Linked DNA regions of Homo sapiens: regions 1 and 2 are each linked to region 3. Evidence: chromatin loops called from intact Hi-C (ENCODE). Cell type or tissue: endothelial cell of umbilical vein. All regions are shown on one strand. Each heading gives the region's core, and the rest is flanking DNA. Links, peaks and the distances in the headings are about the cores only.

Evidence for each region. Hi-C counts contacts between places; a loop is a spot of excess contacts. Peaks named below come from ENCODE experiments on the same cell type or tissue, not always from the same donor. Only the 100,000 strongest peaks of a DNase experiment are listed, where the experiment ranks them.
Region 1: it touches region 3 in a loop (9-fold over the local background); 2 of 110 quality-filtered maps call a loop at or near these places.
Region 2: a loop joins it to region 3, with 4 times the contacts of the local background. A loop is called at or near these places in 12 of 110 quality-filtered maps.

The regions. Positions count from the first base shown.
Region 1 is chr10:92,819,639-92,826,674 of GRCh38, reverse strand. No RefSeq gene overlaps it. Among named protein-coding and RNA genes, the nearest start is that of EXOC6, 25 kb to the left of the region's middle. RefSeq lists an enhancer at 4,269-4,563. In endothelial cell of umbilical vein, for the core only: a CTCF peak has its summit at 3,540 (motif pointing left); DNase peaks (open chromatin) are centred at 3,504 and 4,364; H3K27ac peaks cover 2,294 bases.
Region 2 is chr10:92,636,362-92,643,397 of GRCh38, reverse strand. It overlaps KIF11 (kinesin family member 11), which reads right to left. Exons shown (of 22, transcript NM_004523.4): 15 at 6,089-6,214; 16 at 5,853-6,011; 17 at 3,498-3,604. Among named protein-coding and RNA genes, the nearest start is that of KIF11, 47 kb to the right of the region's middle. In endothelial cell of umbilical vein, for the core only: no CTCF peak of the experiment used is centred there; a DNase peak (open chromatin) is centred at 3,067; H3K27ac peaks cover 618 bases.
Region 3 is chr10:92,514,187-92,519,186 of GRCh38, reverse strand. It overlaps IDE (insulin degrading enzyme), which reads left to right. Exons shown (of 25, transcript NM_004969.4): 5 at 4,145-4,267. Among named protein-coding and RNA genes, the nearest start is that of IDE, 57 kb to the left of the region's middle. In endothelial cell of umbilical vein, for the core only: a CTCF peak has its summit at 1,999 (motif pointing left); a DNase peak (open chromatin) is centred at 1,956.

The sequences.
Region 1 (7,036 bases), core at 1,194-6,193, 310 kb before region 3:
ACACACTGTACACTTCACTTGTTTATTATCTGTCTCTTCTATAAGAATGCAGATTAATGAGCACAGGGAATTTTTTTCTGTTTTGTTCACTGATACATCTCCAGTGCCTAGAACTGTGCCTGGAAATAGGAGACACTCAATAAATATTTGCTGGATGGACAGATGGATGGATGGACAGACGGACGGACAGACAGACGGATGGACGGACGGACGGATGGATGGATGGATGGATGGATTTTAAAAAATGAAGAAACACACAGATAAGAAAGGAAAAAAATAGTTTTAATACATGAAGGCAAAAGACGAGTGCTAGAAAAGAAGAAGGGATAAAAAAATGCCAGGAAAAGCAACCCAAGCACTCACCAATGGATGAATGCATCAGCAAAATGTGGTATAAACATGCAATGGAATGCGATTCAGCCTCAAAAAGAAAGGAAATCCTGTCACGTGCTACAACATGGAAGTACCTTGAGGACATTATGCTAAGTGAAATAAGGTAGTCACAAAAAGAAAATACTGTATCATTCCACTTATACGAGGTATCTAAAATAGTCAAATTCATAGAAACAGAAAGTGGAATGCTGGTTGCCGGGGTGAGGGTACAGGGGAGATGGGGAGTTGTTTAATGGATATAGAGTTTCAGTTTTGCAAGATGAATACGTTCTGGAGATCTGTTGCATGACAATGTGAATATCCTTAACACTACTGATCTGTACGCTGAAAAATGGTTACCATGATTTTTTAAAAACAGAGGGGCTTAGAAGAGAAGAAGAGTATCCAGAGGAGGGGTCATTGGAACTGTGAACTGGAAAGTGGATACCATTTGGATATTCCAGGGTGGTGAAAAAACTCATAGGCAAGTCCTATGCAAAGAAGTTGGTGGGAACAGGGACCGCTAATGTGGAGAGAGGACATGGCCAGGGAAGTGAAAGTATGGCCAGGGTGGTGAGCATGGGGCTGCTTGCCTGAGAAAAGGGTGGAGACAGATAGGTAAGCAGAGAGTTGGGCCCTTATTGTTGTTTTGCTCCTACAGAAGCTAACACCATGGCTGGCACAACATAGGTGTTCGATAAATATTTGCCTAACAAATAATCTGGACACAGGAACAGAGTGGTTTGTAAGTAAAGAGCAACCAATAAATATTTAATTATGATATCACAGAGTTTGTCTTGCAAATGCTATCTAAAATAAAATAGTTAAAAGTTGTTTTCATTGTATCAGTAGTAGTATTTCAACATTAGGAAATCTTTCAAGATATTCAGTTAAGTTCTAAAACTATAGCATTGTTATTTTCAGCAGAGTTACAATAAAACAGTTTGTTATTAAAAAGTTAGTTTTGTGTTTTGTGTTTTGAGACAGTTTCGTTCTTGTCGCCCAGACTGGAGTGCAGTGGCACGACCTCAGCTTATTACAACCTCGGCCTCCTGGGTTCAAGCAATTCTCCTGCCTCAGGTTCTGGAGTAGCTGGAATTACAGGCACCCACCACCACACCCAGCTAATTTTTTAATTTGTAGTAGAGATGGGGTTTCTCCATGTTGGCCAGGCTGGTCTTGAACTCCTGACCTCAGGTGATCCGCCCTCTTCAGCCTCCCAAATTGCTGGGATTAGACACATGAGCCACCACACCCGGCTAGAAAGTTAGCATTTTAAGAAAAATCTGTGGCATTAAAAATTGTGATTCTACAGAGCCATTATATATTTTCCATATCATCTTTTAAAAATTCAGGATATAATATTTCATAACAAAAATGGTTTGATCTTTCAACGGATCTGTGATTTCTCAGTAAATTATATTCCTACTATTCCTTAAATAATAAAATTTCTAAGTAATAGGAAAATAGTTGGCTGGGCACAGTGGCTCATGCCTGTAATCTCAGCACTTTGTGGGGCCAGTCAGAAGGATCGCTTGAGGCCAGGAGTTTGAGACTGGCCTGGGCAACATAGCTAGACCCCATCTCTACAAAAAAACTTTTTTAAAATAAATTAAAAATTAAATTTTTAAATTAAAAAAGTTTTAAAAAATCTATTCAAAATCTCTGATACGACTTACCTCATTTTTCTGTTTATAAAATCCTAGAGGTCATGGTATTTCTATGAATATTAGAATGTTACTACTGGTCTAATCCACCTGCTCCTTGGAACATGCCATGGTTTTGTACATTTCTGAGCCTTTATACGTGTTACTTCCTTTATCTAGAATGCATTTCCCAAACTAGTTTTCCTGTCTCTAACAGGGGGATAATAATAGTGTCACCTTCCTCAAATGGTGGTTGTGATGATTACACGACTTCTAAGCATTTGTTAGGTAAAGTATTTAGGAGAGGGTTTGACACATAATGAGCATCAATAAGTGTCAGTTATTACCATTATCTTACAAGACTTTGTTCAAATGCCACTTATTTTGTAATTTGCTGCTATCTCCCATAAATCTTTTGAACATGTCTTTACTGAAGTTCTTATCCCTTAATACTGTTGTTTTGTTATATATTTGTCCACCTTGCTGGGCCATGTGCTATGCAAAGGCAAGGCATGTGCCTCATGCTTCTTTAGATTCAAGGCATCTAGATGATGTTAGGTATGTAGTGGGCATGTACTGAATGGAAGTACTTCCAAGTGAATGGAAGACTTAAGTAGGAATGATAAAGACACTGATGAATCAAAACAAGTATGAGTACTCTAGCCTAGGCAACAAGAGCGGAACTCCGTCTCAAAAAAAAAAGAAGAAAAGAGAAAAGAAATCACTAAAGATCTTGCCGTCTTCTCTCTAGTATCTTTAGCAACTGTTCTACTCAAAACAAGTATGAGGAATGTTTACTACTTCATTAAACTGGTGTTTTTCTAATTTGACAAGGAAATTCTAGACTAATTGTTTTAATTAACTATAATTATTCTTTTTCTTTTTCTTTTTTTTTTTTTTTTTTTTTTTTTGAGACGGAGTCTCGCTCTGTCGCCCAGGCCGGACTGCGGACTGCAGTGGCGCAATCTCGGCTCACTGCAAGCTCCGCTTCCCGGGTTCACGCCATTCTCCTGCCTCAGCCTCCCGAGTAGCTGGGACTACAGGCGCCCGCCACCGCGCCCGGCTAATTTTTTGTATTTTTAGTAGAGACGGGGTTTCACCTTGTTAGCCAGGATGGTCTCGATCTCCTGACCTCATGATCCACCCGCCTCGGCCTCCCAAAGTGCTGGGATTACAGGCGTGAGCCACCGCGCCCGGCCTCTTTTTCTTTATCTTCATGCAAATCTAGGTGTTTTTTTAAGAGAAGGCTCAAAATCTCTTCCATCTTCGTTTCTCTGGGTTCTGAATAAAAATAATTGCTATAGTAGAAACTTCACCAAATAAATACTTGGTAAACCTTATACCTCTTCAGTTTGTTACGTTAGGGTCTTCTGATTGAATAATTTACAGCTGCTTTTGTTGGTCTTTTCTCAGACATAAATCTTAAAACGTTTGCATCCTGGCCAATACAGAATCAACACAGTGCTAGAGTCGTAGAGCTAGATTATGGTGCTACCTAGTGGTCAATTTTTGGCACATACGTCATTGAAACTGTCTCATGCTCTTGCACGTTTTCATTCTATTTTTTTATACTGACAATTGTAAAATGTCATTAGAAATCACTAAAGATCGGCCAGGCACGGTGGCTCAAGCCTATAATTCCAGCACTCTGGGAGGCCGAGGTGGGCAGATCACGAGGTCAAGAGGTAGAGACCATCCTGGCCAACATGGTGAAACCCGTCTTCACTGAAAATACAAAAAATTAGCTGGGCATGGTGGCGGGCGCCTGTAGTCCCAGTTACTTGGGAGGCTGAGGCAGGAGAATCGCCTGAACCCCAGAGCCGGAGGTTGCAATGAGCTGAGATCGCGCCACTGTACTCTAGCCTGGGCAATGAGAGTGAAACTCTGTCTCAAAAAAAAAAGAAAAAAGAAAAGAAAAGAGAAAAGAAATCACTAAAGATCTTGCTCTCTTCTCTCTAGTATCTTTAGCAACTGTTCTATGTGTCATTTCTCTTCCATTCACCTAGTTTGCATCTCTTCAACGAATAGAGAATTTAAAGGCATACTTCAAGACCTGTCAGATACCCTTTTCTCCCACAGGAAACTGGAACTTTTACAGGCAGAATTCATGACACCAGCTTCTTTGGGCCATGCTACCACACGCCCCCTCTGACTCCAGGCAGATCTCAAAGGCTGCCCATGACAAAGGCACGCCCCTTTGCACACATTCTTCTAAACAATCATTCCCTTTCCCTCTTTTGAAACCAAACAATTCCTTCAAAAACACAGTTTCAGGCATAAAATAGGAAATAGTACTAAACAAACGGAAATATTTTGCTTTAAATACTGAAGCCATTTGTTTACATTAAGAAATAGTTTGCATTCAAAGCCCATAAATGAAAAGAATCATGAATCATCCATCACAAGGGGACTTTATAGATAAGAAATAAGCTCTGGCCTGAACAATTGTATGAAGTATGAACAACTCTTCTCTGGGAGTTTTTGCTGAGTCATTTTTCAGGAAGTGGGCTGTCCAGGGAGATTTCTACGGAGGAACAATCGACAATATTTTCATATTAATAACCTCCAGTTGCTTTATTGTTCTCGAAACTTTTGTTAATGAGTATTTTCCTGTTCGGTGAAAAAAACATTAATCAAAAGACAAAGCCTAATCTGATTTATTTGTATGTGTTTGGGGTTCTTTTCTTCTATAAGTGATGTTAAATATATTTAACTAAGAGTTAGCTAATTGCAAACCTAATTGTCTTCATTAACTGAGTATAATCTCAGGAAATATTTTGTCCTGAACTTTATTTTTAAATATATGTGCAATAACAGGTTTTGGAGGGATGGTAAATACAGGCTGATACAGTTTGGATATTTGTCCCCACCCAAATCTCGGGTGGAAATATAATCCCCAGTGTTCAAGCTGGGGCCTGGTGGGAGGTGTTTGGGTCATGGGGACAGATCTCTCATAGCCTGGTGCTGTCCTCACCATAGTAAGTAAGTTCTGATGAGATCTGGTTTTTTAAAAGAGTGTGGCACCTCCTGGACTTGCTCCTGCTGCCACCATGTGAGATGCCTTCTTCCCTTCACCTTCTGATTGTAAGCATCCTGAGGCCTCCCAACAAGCTGAGCAGAAGCCCCGCCATGCTGCCATGCTTCCTGTACAGCCTGCAAAACCATGAGCCAATTCAACCTCTTTACTTTATACATTACCCAGCCTTGGGTATTTTTTTTGTTTTTTGTTTTTTGTTTTGAGACAGAGTCTCACTCTGCCACCCAGGCTGGAGTACAATGGCATGATCTCAGCTCACTGCAACTCCACCTTTCAGGTTCAGGCAATTCTTGTGCCTCGGCCTCCCAAATAGCTGGAATTACAGGCACCTGCCACCATGCCCAGCTAATTTTTGTATTTTTAGTAGAGATGGGGTTTTGCCATATTGGCCAGGCTGGTCTCAAACTCCTGACCTCAAGTGATCTGCCTGTCTCAGCCTCTCAAACTGTTCGAATTAAGGCGTGAATCACCATGCCCAGCTTTCAGGTATTTCTTTCTTTCTTTTTTTTTAAGGCAGAGTCTCACACTGTCACCCGGGCTGGAGTGCAGTGAGGCGATCTCGGCTCACTGCAATCTCCACCTCCCAGGTTCAAACAATTCTCCCTTAGCCTCCCAAGTAGCTGGGATTACAGGCACCTGCCACCACGCCCAGCTAATTTTTTGTATTTTTAGTAGAGACAGGGTTTCACCATGTTGGCCAGGCTGGTCTTGAACTCCAGACCTCATGATTCGCCTGCCTCGGCCTCCCAAAGTGCTGGGATTACAGGCATGAGCCGCCGCGCCCAGCCTCATGTATTTCTTTAGAGCAACACAAGAATGGCCTAACAAACAGGCATACTTTGCTTTATTGCACTTCATATACATTGCATTTTTTAAAATAAATTGAAGGTTATGGCAACCCTGTGTCAAGCAAGTCTATTGGCACATTTTTTCAACATCATGTGCTCACTTAGCATCTCTGTGTAACATTTTGGTAAATCTTGCAATATTTCAAACTTTTTCATTATTATTATATTTTCTGTGGTTATCTGTAATCGATGATCTTTGATGTTACTATTGTGATTGTTTTGTGGCATCACGAACTGCATCAAACTTAATCAGTAAATGTTGTGCATGTTCTGACTGCTCCAACTACCAGTTGAGTTCCCCATCTCTCTTCCTCTCCGTGAGTCTCCTTATTCCCTGAGACACATGATATTGAAATTAGGCCAATTAGTAATCCTACAATGGTCTGCCTGTAAGTGTTCAAGTGAGAGGAAGAGTCAGACATCTCTCATTTTAACTCAAAAGCTAGAAATGATTAAGCTTAATGAGGAAGGCATGTCAAAAGCCAAGAGAGGCTGAAAGCTAAGCCTCTTGTACCAAACAGCCAAGTTGTGAACGCAAAGGAAAAGTTCCAGGGAACCCATGAGTGATAAAGAGACAGCCCTATGGCTACCATGGAAAAAGCTTTAGTGCTCTGAATAGAAGATCAAACCAGCCACAACATTCCCTTAAAACCAAACCCTAATCCAAAACAAGGCCCTAACTCTCTTCAATTCTATGAAGGCTGAGAAGGGTGAGGAAGCTGCAGAAGAAAGGTTAGAAGTTAGTAGAGGTTGGTTCATGAGGTTTAAGGTAAGAAGTTGTCTTCATAGCATAAAAGTGCAAGTGACACAATTAAATGAGTCACACAATTTTTTTTAACCCCTAGTGAAGATGCTGCGAACATCACTGAAATGACAACAAAGGATTTGGAATGTTGCATAAACTTAGTTGATAAAGCAGTAGCAGGGTTTGAGAGGATGGATGCCAATTTTGAAAGACGTTCTAATGTGGATAAAATGCTAACAAACAGCATTACTTGCTACAGAGAAATCTTTCATGAAAGGAAGAGTAAATTGATGTGGCAAACTTCATTGTTGTCTTATTTCAAGAAATTGCCATAGCCACCTCAACTTTAGCAACCACCACCCTGATCAGTCAGCAGCCATCCACATCA
Region 2 (7,036 bases), core at 862-5,861, 120 kb before region 3:
ACATGAAACAGCAAATTATTTGATAATGGATTCAAATTATCTTAAAATGTATACAAATTCAAATTATCTTAAAATGTATACTTTAAATCCTAGACATACTACTAAAAAGGGAATATTTAAAAAGTATAAATAAGTCAATGGAAGAGATAAAAACATAAAAAGTGCTCAATTTAAATGAGGAAAGGCAGCTGGGTGCAGTGCCTCACACCTATAATCCCAGCACTTTGGGAGGCCAGGGCAGGTAAATCACTTGAGGTCAGGAGTTCGAAACCAGCCTGGCCAACATGGTGAAACCCCATCTCTAGTAAAAATTTAAAAATTAGCTGGGCATGGTGGTGTGTGCCTGTAGCCCCAGCTACTCAGGAGGCTGAGGCAGGAGAATCACTTGAACCCGGGAGGCAGAGGTTGCAGTGAGCCAAGATTGCACCACTGTACTCCGGCCTGGGCCACAGAGCAAGACTCTGTCTCAAATAAATAAATAAAAATAAAACATCATAGATTATAAATTTGATGAAAAAGCAAGACCCAACTACATGCTGTCTATAAGAAACCCACTTTAAATATAAAGACTTAGACCAAAAGTAAAGAGATGGAGAAGGATACATCATACAAATAGCAATCAAAGGAAAGCTAGAAAACCTGTATTCATTTCAGACAAAACAGACTTCAGAACAAGAGCTTATCAGAAATAAAAGTGGATATTACATAATGATAAAGAGGTCAATTCTCCAAGGAGATATAATAATCCTAAATGTATATGCACCCAACAACAGAGTTTCAGATACACGAGGCAAAAACTGATAGAACTAATAAAAAAAATAGATAAATCTACAATTAGAGATTTCAATACTCCTCTCTAAGTCACTGATAGAACAAATAGGCAGAAACTCAGTAAGGCCGTGGATGACCTGAATAGCACTATCAATCAACTTGATCAAAGTGACACATACAGAACACTTCATGCAACAAAAGCAGAATACAAATTTTTCTCATGTGGGTAGCACACAAACAAAGCATTATCAGAATAACACTGCAAGGGCTCTAAAAACTAAATTGTCAGTGGAACCACAGCCCATAAAAGTGAGCCTGGATCTGTATGCTAAGCCTAAACAGGGTGAATGCCAGCTAAAAAATACTTAAATAGGATCCTGAATCTCCTAACATAATACCCAAAATCTTCAAGGTACAATAGGAAATCACTTATCATATATCAAGAACCACAAAAATCACAAGTTGAATGAGAAAAGACAATCAATAGATGGCAACAACAAGAAAACTCAGATGTTGGAATTGTCTGGCAAGGATTTTAAAGCAGCCATCAAAAAATGCTCCAAAAAGAAATTAAAATACTCCTGGAAAAGAAAAAAATCCTAGCTAAGAAACAAGGTATAAAAAAAGCAAATGAAAATTATAAAACTAAAAATAAAAAAGCAATAACTGAAAAAACACCTCATTGAATGGGTTTAACAGTAGGTTAGAGATGACAGAAGGAGACTCAGTGAATATGAAGACAGATCAATAGAATTTCCCCAATGTGAACAACAAAGAGAATATATGTATCTATAAGAAATATATTCTACATATCTCCTGAGGGACCAAAATAAAAGATCTAACATTTGTGTCATCAAAGTCATAGGGGCAGATGAAAAAGAGTATAGGGCTGAAAAATATTCAAAGAATTAATAGATGAAAATTTCCCAAGTTTTGGTGAAAGGCATAAGCCTACAGATTCAAGAAGCTAAACAAAACCCAAATAGAATAAACTCAACGAAATATAAGTAGACAAAATATAATCAAGTTTCTAAAGACAAAAAAGTTTTGAAAGCAGCTATAGGGAGACTGCCTATAAGGGAACAATTACTTGAATGGCAGTGGATTTCTCATTTCATAGAGGCCAGAAGAAAATGGAAATATTTCAAATGCTGGAAAAAAATAATTGTCAACCCTGAATTCCACAGCCAGTGAAAATACCTTTCAGGAATGAAGGGGAAATCAAGACATTCTTAGACAAAGAAAAACAATTTCTGTCCAGCAGACCCACCCTTAAAGACTACTTCCCACCAAAGAAAGCTTGAAACTTTAGGAAGTTTAATTTCAGAATTAAATGGGGAAAAATAGGGTAAATATAGTATCTTTCTCCTCATGAGTATAGAATACTCAATAGGCAAAAAACTGAAACTTGACAAATCTCCTATGTTTTATAAAAATTTTTAAATGGATCATGAATATAAATGTTAAACCATAAAGTTATAAAATTCCTAAAAGAAAACATAGGTCTGACTGTAGTGTATGTTAAGTATGCGGAACTGGCAAGCAATGAGGCTACAAAGCAACATTAAACTCTAATACAGGCTGGGAGCAGTGACTCACACCTGCAATCCCAGCACTTTGGGAGGCCGAGGTAGGAGGATCAGTTGAGACCAGGAGTTCAAGATCAGCCTGGCCAACGTGGCGAAACCCCATCTCTACTAAAAATACAAAAAATTAGCCAGGCATGGTGGTATGTGCCTGTAATCCCAGCTACTCGGGAGGCTGAGGCAGGAGAATCACTTGAACTCAGGAGGCAGAGGTTGCAGTGAGCCAAGATCACACCACTGCACTCGCGCCACTGTACTTCAGCCTGGGCTACAGAGCAGGCTGTTTGTTTTTGTCTGAAAAAACAAAACAGAGCCGGGCGTGGTGGCTCACGCCTGCAATCCCAGCACTTTGGGAGGCCGAGGCGGGCGGATCACGAGGTCAGGAGATCGAGACCATCCTGGCTAACATGGTGAAACCCCTCTCTACTAAAAATACAAAAAATTAGCCAAGCATGGTGGCGGGCATCTGTAGTCCCAGCTACTCGGGAGGCTGAGGCAGGAGAATGGCGTGAGCCTGGAAGGCGGAGCTTGCAGTGAGCTGAGATCACTCCACTGCACTCCAGCCTGGGTGACAGAGCAAGACTCCGTCGCAAAAACAAAAACAAAAACAAAAAACAAAACCCTAATACAGGAATCAGCAAACTTTTTCTTGAAAAGCCAGATAGCAAATATTTTAGGCTATTGTTCAATGACCTGGATGCAATGACTCAACTTTGCCACTGCAGTGCAAAGGCAGCCAAAGACAACATGTAAACAGTGTCCAATGAAATTATTTGCAATAACAGGCATCCAGCCTGCTAGCCACAGTTTGCCAAACCCTGCTCTAGTTAGTATATTTTTCATCAGTAATATAGGTTAGAAATTGTGAAATTACTTAGTGTGTTTTCTAAGATTGAGGAAATTCGAAAATATATTGTGGGTAACAGCCAGGTTTTTCAATGTCTTAAAAGAGAGCACAAATACGCAATGAAAAGACATTTATATGCATGTATATATATACATACACACATACATAATAAAATATTAACAAAAGAGAAATTTGAAAGTACACAGAGGAATTATTTGTACTATTTAAAGCTTTTTCTTCTTAAATAATTTCAGACTTACAGAAAAGTTTAAGAGAATTTAAAAATAGCTTACTGCTGTATATTTTCCTGGACACTACTAAGTGGTTTCTGTATATTTTCACACTTTTCCTCCAAAGCACAGAATCTCTCTGTCCAAAGATTCATTAACTTGCAAAGTTCCTGTAAGAAAGGTGTGGGAAGTGAAGAGACTTAAAATTATGACACTTGAACATTTTTTATGACTGATAACAAAACAAGAAGTATTGTCCATAGGTGAGAATTATATAAATTCTTGACAAGAGATAAAGTTAACTTTACCTTTCTTCTACAGAGGAAAGCAGTGGAAGTGATATTAAAATGTAGGATTTGTTTTTTTTTTTAGAGACAGGGTCTCACTCTGTTGTCCAAGCTGTAGTGCAGTGGCACAATCAAGGCTCACTGCAGCTTCAACCTCCTGGGCTCAAGGGATCCTCCTTCCTCAGCCTCCAAGTAGTTGGGACTACACAGGCATGAGCCACCATGCCTGGCTAATTTAAACAAATTTTTTTTGTAGAGACGTGATCTCGCTATGTTGACCAGGCTGGTCTTGAACTCCTAGCCTCAAGTGATCACCCTGCCTCAGCCTCTCAAAGTGCTGAGATTACAGACATGAGCCATCACATCCAGCCAGGATTTTTTAAAAAGTAAATAATTAGCAAACTTTACTATTTTAGCTGTAAGTAACAAATTACTTTCAGTGTACCTCAAAACTAATCAAACAACCCATATATCACATTATGTTTAAGACCCACTTTGACAGATATATATAGTTGCTTTTTAACTGATAACACTGCTAGAAGGGAAAATTAATGTGATATACTAACGGGTCAAGCAATCCAAAAATATTATCAATTACTGGAGCTAAAAAATGTTACAGAACCTAGTTGGATCATATTAACAAAATGTAAATAGTCTTATCTTTGCTCATATTTTACATCTTTGAAAACAAGCTCTTATAGGCATATAACATGCTACATTGCAAAATGAAGAAGCCATCCTAATGACCAAAGAAGAGCTGAAAATGCATCCAACATTCTTATTCACTCTTCAGTCTGCTGGTTGGCCAGTATCTCTGAATAACACATCAGTTGACAATACATATCTAACATTCTGATTATGAATAAAGTCTGTCAGTATTTTTACTAGTCTCAAAGGTATTATCAGATTAATAATTTGAATGCTAATGCAGGTATTATATTTATCTATATGTAAATGTGTTCAAAGTTTTACATAATTATTTTAGTAGTGCTCATTTCAAGTTCTGGAAAACCTAAGAAATAGCTCACATACTGAACTTGCTTCCTTAAAGCCAGGAAAGCCAAACCATTCATGCTAAGATACTTTTCAGATCAGATTTTTTTGTATTGTTTTTTTAAAGAGCTGTCTAACAATTTTAAGCATTTCAAAACAGCAAATTTATAAAAAGGGGATCAGCCTTAGAATATACACCTAAAAAGTTCTCAACGGGTTTAAGGGAAATACCCTATGTAGATGTATGAGAAAATGCTGCAGTTTTAAGTTGCCAAAAAACACACAAAAGAGCCACTCAAACATGGATGCTTTTCAGGTAGTATGATCACTACCACCTTCTGCAAGATGATCTACATACTATTAGATGCTCACAGGGTCTCAGTTTCCTCATTAAAAATCTGACTAGTAATAGAATTTATATCTATATTGATGGGAGGAATAAACACAGTGAATTGCTCAATAAATGTTAACTATTATAAGAGTTCTGTCATATTATAATAAGCTCATTTAATAAAACTTTAGACAGTCATTATTAAAGTCTTAAGAATACCAGAAGCTGTTTTTCAGATATCTGATATTTACAGATTATGGTTTGAAGGCTTGGTTTTGGTTTAAAGCCTCATATAATGAGGAACAGTTTACAGGGAAGATAAATCATGAATTACATTTATAATCAATAAGAATTAAAAGTTGTATCGATTTACTATGTTTTAAATGTCTATCAGTGAGACAGAAATAAGAGAAAGTAGGACTTGGTTTATGAAAGACAACTATCCATGCCATCCTAGAAACAACTTAGCAGGTTTTAATGTAGATACATTTTCACTTTAAATGTTATAACCATTCTTCTCTAAAGGTATGTTTTTCCAGATTCATCTTTCATCTTGATGTGAGAAAAGGACTGTTTTGTCATATTGTGGTTCTGCATGGGGTTCTAGATGTAGCAAAACTTCAAATATTAAGAGAAGTATTCTCAATTGTTCTACAATAATTACTGTTATAAGCAACAGTGGCTATGGTATTTTCAGGTTTCAGCTTTTACAGTATTCAGATTGTGTAACATAGATTAATTATCAAGTCATATCAAATCATCCTAAAACTCTCTTTCTGTACTCCCCAAGTCCGCTAAACAACATACCTGGGAATGGGTCTGCTTTATTGTCTTCAGGTCTTCAGTTAGGTTTCCACATTGCTTTTGTGACTCAACCAAGGAACAAATGGTATTTTCTTGTAGTTCATGTAGATTGTTACACAGTATACTGAGAAAGCCATCTAGTTCCTTTTTTTGATCTTCTATCTTTGAAGAAACAAAAATGAGTTTCCTTCTTAAACAACACATCAATTTTGAGATATTAAGAACATAGCATTTGTTACCTTATCGGCCACTGTCAATGAAGTCTTGAAAATATGCTTTAGTTGACTATTGATTTTCAGTATAGACACCACAGTTGGGGATAAAATCATTTCCAGTGAACTTAGAAGATCAGTCTTGAGTACATTCTGGTTTCAGAAATAAACAAATAGGTCTTTAAAAAGAATATTTCCACTTCTGTAAACCTTTCTAAATGATATCTTAAATACTTTGGTAGCTAAACATTCACATTAAAATTTACATTTCCATTCTCCATTCTTTTTTTTTTTTTTTTTTTTTGAGACGGAGTCTCATTCTGTCACCCAGGTTGGAGTACAGTGGCAACATCTTGGCTCACTGCAACCTCTGCCTCCTGGGTTCAAGTGATTCTCCTGCCTCAGCCTCCGGAGTAGCTGGGATTATAGGTGTGAGCCACCACACCCAGCTAATTTTTGTATTTTTAGTAGAGATGGGGTTTCGCCATGTTGGCCAGGCTGGTCTGGAACTCCTGACCTCAGGTGATCCGCCCCCCGTGGCCTCCCAAAGTGCTGAGATTACAGGCGTGAGCCACCGCGCCCGGCCCCATTCTCCATTTTTTATACTCTACATAGATAAATCAATACAATAATACAATAATTTATTATATTACAATAAATATAATAATTTCTCTTTTTTCAAGCCCAGTGAAAACACAGAATTTCTTTTTTTCTTTTTTTGAGATATAGTTTCACTCTCGTGGCCCAGGCTGGAGTGCAATGGCGTGATCTTGGCTCACTGCAACCTCCGCCTCCTGGGTTCAAGCGATTCACCTGCCTCAGCCTCCCAAGTAGCTGGGATTACAGGCACCTGCTACCACGCCTAGCTAATGTTTGTATTTCAGTAAAGACAGGGTTTCACCATGTTGGCCAGGCTGGTCTCGAACTCCTGACCTCAAGTGATCCACCCACCTTGGCCTCCCAAAGTGCTGAGAT
Region 3 (5,000 bases), core at 1-5,000:
GGGGAGTACATCTTTTTGTATAATGATTCACTCAGAAGCCAAGAGTCCTTCCTACAATTCAAATTGTAACAGCAGTAGCTACTGTTTGTTGTTTATTTTCCGTTGTTTATTTATTAAGTATTATGTTAAATACTTCAGTATTTTTACAGATTTATGATGTAGTTGTCATACAAAGAGGTAGGTACACAGACATTTGCCAGATCATTCTCTGTCACACTGCTTAAAGAAAGAGAACGTTACAAATGCACTTTGAGCATCCGGTGTACACTTCAGTTGCATTTTCCTTCCTGCTCCTGAGAGATAACCACTATCTTCTTTAATGATTATCATTTCCGTGTTTATAGTTTTATATGTTTTTAGGTTTCATGGAAATAGTATTTTATTGTGTGTAATCTCTGCCGCTTGTATTTTTTCATTCAACATTTTGTTTTGTAAGAGTTGTCCATATTGATGAGTATTCCTCTGATAATTTTTGTATTTTATTGCTCTTTGAAAAATTCATTGAATGACTGTACCACTATTTATTCATTTTCCTGTTAATGAAACAGTGTTACTATGGAATTGTTGTACATGTCTCCTTGTACACAGACTTCTCTGGATACATATATCCAGGAGTGGAATTACTATGTAGTAGGATATGGACATCTTCAGATTGACTAGGTTGTTTCCTGTAGCGGTTGATTCAAGATGCACTCCATCAGGCAGTGTCTGAGTTCTCATTCTCTGCATACTAAACAACAGTTGGTGTCGTAAGACTTTAACATTTTTGTTAAGTAATAGTCTTATACTTTTTTTACGTGTATTTTTCTCATTATGTACTGTAAGTCCACTAATGTCAGTTGAGGAGATTGAGCCACAGAGAAGTAAAGTAACTTGTTCAAGGCCATGCAGTCAGAAGATATCTGGCCCCAGGAGAATCAATTGAATCTTGGAGGTGGAGGTTGCAGTGAGCCGAGATGGCAGTGTAAAGCACTAAGGAGCTTAAGCAAAACTCCCTCTAGAACTGTGGCTTTTAGAATCTTCATTTAGTAGAAAAGAAAGGCTTCATCAATACTCAAATTTCACCTTGATACGAGAGAACTTCAAACATTCTCCAGCAAAAGGCCTTTTTTTTTCCCTAAGGAGTTAGGACTATGGGTATGCACCTAAGAGCATCTGGACCCCTCAGGTAGAGTGAGAGAATAGAGAATGTCTCAGGACCTCTCTGGGCAGTAAAGCAGAACTAGGTCTTATTTATTTATTTATATTATTTTATTTATCTATCAATCAATCAGACAGAGTCTCACTCTGTCACCCAGGCTGGAGTGCAGTGGTGTGATCTTGGCTCACTGCAGTCTCTGCCTCCTGGTTTCAAGTGATTCTCATGCCTCAGCCTCCTGAGTAGCTGGGATGATAGGCATGCCACCATGCTTGCCAGGCTGGTCTTGAACTCCTGGCCTCAAGTGATGCACCTGCCTTGGCCTCCCAAAGTGCTGGGATTACAGGCATGATCCACTGTGCCCAGCTTGAACTGGTCATTAGTGAGAAAATGAGAGAACTAATTAAGAACCTGGAACCAACCTGGGTAACATAGACCCTGGTTCTACCAAAAAAAATAAAAATAATTAAAAAAATAGCTGGACGTGATGGTAAATGCTTGTGGTCCCAGCTACTCTGGAGGCTGAGGTAGAAGGACTGCTTGAGCCCAGGAGATCGAGGCTGCAGTGAGCTGTGATTACACCACTGCAGTCTAGCCTGGGCAACAGAGTAAGACCCTATCTTAAACAAAAACAAGAACAACCTGGAAACTTGGGTGATAGGCTACTTCTAGTGAGTATGAATGCATATGATTACTTTGTGACTAGGAAAAGGTTAATGAGTTAAGGTTAAGGTTACTTGCTAGGCTGTTTCTTGCACATTCTGTCTTCACTGGATCTGTTAAGCATTCTGGGACAGGAATCTTAGTACTGTGCAGCACTACTGAGCTAAAGACTGAGTTTGAGAGCGCCATCTGGTGGCTTTCTGTAGACATCCAATTTCATGAAAGAGGGACTTTCCCAGTGCCCCTATATCAGATATTATAAAAACACAAGAAAAAAAAATTAAACCACTTCAAGAACATACTCTACCATAGTTTTATCTCTGCAGAAGAAAGACAGGATCTCACTTAGTAGTGTAAGTAGAACCAATAATAAAAGTTATTATGCCAGGATCTTAGGATATTTCCAGTCAAGATGCCATTTTGGAGAGACACCGATCATTGGAATTTCATCTCCCAGTCCCTAATTTGCAAGGTATTATTTAGAGAATTTGACTATTTGTTTTTGACTTACATATTTTACCCTACTTGAATTAGTTATTAAGATTTCATGAGAGCTGTTAGTGGTACACTACATACATCGCTGGAGAGTTATAAAAATAGCATTGCATCCTTTTTTTAACCAGTCTAGATCACATCTATGAGAATTCACATCACAAATTTAATGGTTTGGCCCAAAATAGTAAATTTCTTTCCACAAGTAACTTGGCAAGTTCTAAAAAAATCCCTCAGTGACTCTGTTCAATTAATTATGGAGTACATAGGGAATTGAAAATTAAAATAAGCATGAATGGAGGCCATGTGGATCTTATTTTGTCTTTTAAGCACTCATAATACCTACTATCTCATAGGGATTTTAAGAAGTGGAGATATAGATACAGATATAGACATATTTTTTTGAGACAGAGTCTCACTCTGTTGCCCAGGAGTGCAGTGGTACAATCTTGGCTCAATGCAACCTCTGCCTCCTGGGTTCAAGTGATTCTCATCCCTCAGCCTCCCGAGTAGCCGAGACTACAGGTGCCCACCACCATGCCTGGCTAATTTTTGTATTTTTAATAGAGAGGGGTTTTCACCACGTTGGCCAGGCTGGTCTTGAACTCCTCACCTCAGGTGATCCACCCATCTTGGCCTCCCAAAGTGCTGGGATTACAGATGTGAGCCACTGAGCCCAGCCAAGAAGTATAATTTTTTTTTTTTTTTGAGACGGAGTTTCCGTCTTGTTGCCCAGGCTAGAGTGCAATGGCACAATCTTGACTCGGCGTGATTTCGGCTCACCGCAACTTCTGCCTCCTGGGTTCAAGTGATTCTCCTGCCTCAACCTCCCAAGTAGCTGGGATTACAGGCATGTGCCACCACGCCTGGCTAATTTTGTATTTTTAGTAGAGACGGTGTTTCTCCATGTTTGTCAGGCTGGTCTTGAACTCCTGACCTCAGGTGATCTGCCTGCCTCGGCCTCCCAAAGTGCTTGGATTATAGGCGTGAGCCATGCACCCGGCCAAAAGTATAATTTTTATAAGACACTTTTAGGCCGGGCTTGGTGGCTCAGGCCTGTAATCCCAGCATTTTGGGAGGCCGAGGCAGGCAGATCACCTGAGGTCGGGAGTTCAAGACCAGCCTGACCAACATGGAGAAACCCCATCTCTACTAAAAATACAAAATTAGCCGGGCGTGGTGGCGCATGCCTGTAATCCAGCTACTAGAGAGGCAGAGGCAGGAGAATCACTTGAACCCGGGAGGCGGAGGTTGGGGTGAGCCGAGATCACGCCATTGCACTCCAGCCTGAGCAATAAAAGCGAAATTCCGTCTCAAAAAAAAAAAAAAAAAAGGCCGGGTGCGCGGTTGCTCATGCCTGTAATCCCAGCACTTTGGGAGGCTGAGGCGGGCGGATCACGAGGTCAGGAGATCGAGACCAGCCTGGCTAACACAGTGAAACCCCATCTCTACTAAAAATACAAAAAATTAGCCAGGTGTCGTGGTGGGCGCCTGTAGTCCCAGCTACTTGGGAGGCTGAGGCAGGAGAATGGCGTGAACCCGGGAGGCGGAGCTTGCAGTGAGCCGAGATCACACCACCGCACTCCAGCCTGGGCAACAGAGCAAGACTCCGTCTCAAAAAAAAAAAAAAAAGACACTTTTAATTCCGTAGAGACGACTATAGTTTAAAATGTTGCTGGTTTGTACTCTATTATCCTGTTTATTCACTTAACATTCAAATAAATTTGAGTTATTCTGTGTATTAGAACTTTATTTTTAAAGTTCATCTTAAGCAATATCAGTGATAATTACAAAACTTTAAAAGTCCACATATTTTGCTTTTTCTAAGAAATCCCTTTTCTTCCCTTCCAGGTAACAAATATACTCTGGAGACTAGACCAAACCAAGAAGGCATTGATGTAAGACAAGAGCTACTGAAATTCCATTCTGCTTACTATTCATCCAACTTAATGGCTGTTTGTGTTTTAGGTCGAGGTAAGAACCCTTACAATTTTTTATAGAATTGGATAATATAAGTTTTTAATGTTGGCTTTTTCACAGTGTTAGAAGATGGATATAAGATAGAGCTGCTTATTTGCTCAGCATCTTTTGAAAATGATCTACTTGTTAGAGAATACATAGGTGGGGATTTTTATGTTTAAATCATTGTGTTCCCAAAAGAAGTTTAAGTGGAGATCTGAAAAAAAATACAAATTACTACAGTAATAGGTGCTCTAAGCATATAAAAGCAAGGCAAGCCCAGCCTGGGCAACATAGTAAGATCCTGTCTCTACCAAAAAAAATTTTTTTAAATTAGTGGGATGTGGTAGTCTGCACCTGTAGTCCTAGCTGCTAGGGAGGCTGAAGATCGCTTGAGCCCAGGAGTTAAAGGCTGCAGTTAAAGGCTGTGATCACCACACCACTGCACTCCAGCCTGGGTGGCAGAGAGAGATCTCATATTAAAAAAAAACACACAAAAAGGACAAAGATTGGCAGATTTGACCTTATAACAATTCAAAAAACTGGAAAAAAAAAAAGCAGATGATGATAAACTTGGGAAACCATTTGGAATGTAAACAATGGTTTGATTTTTAAAATGCAGATTAACTACTAACATTGTTTCCTGCTGTTAAATTATCACAGTTTTGTTTTGAAGTAATACCCACTGCCGATGGTGTTGCTTTTTTATATTGGTAATGATGGTATCAATTGCTCTAGTCTTTCTGGA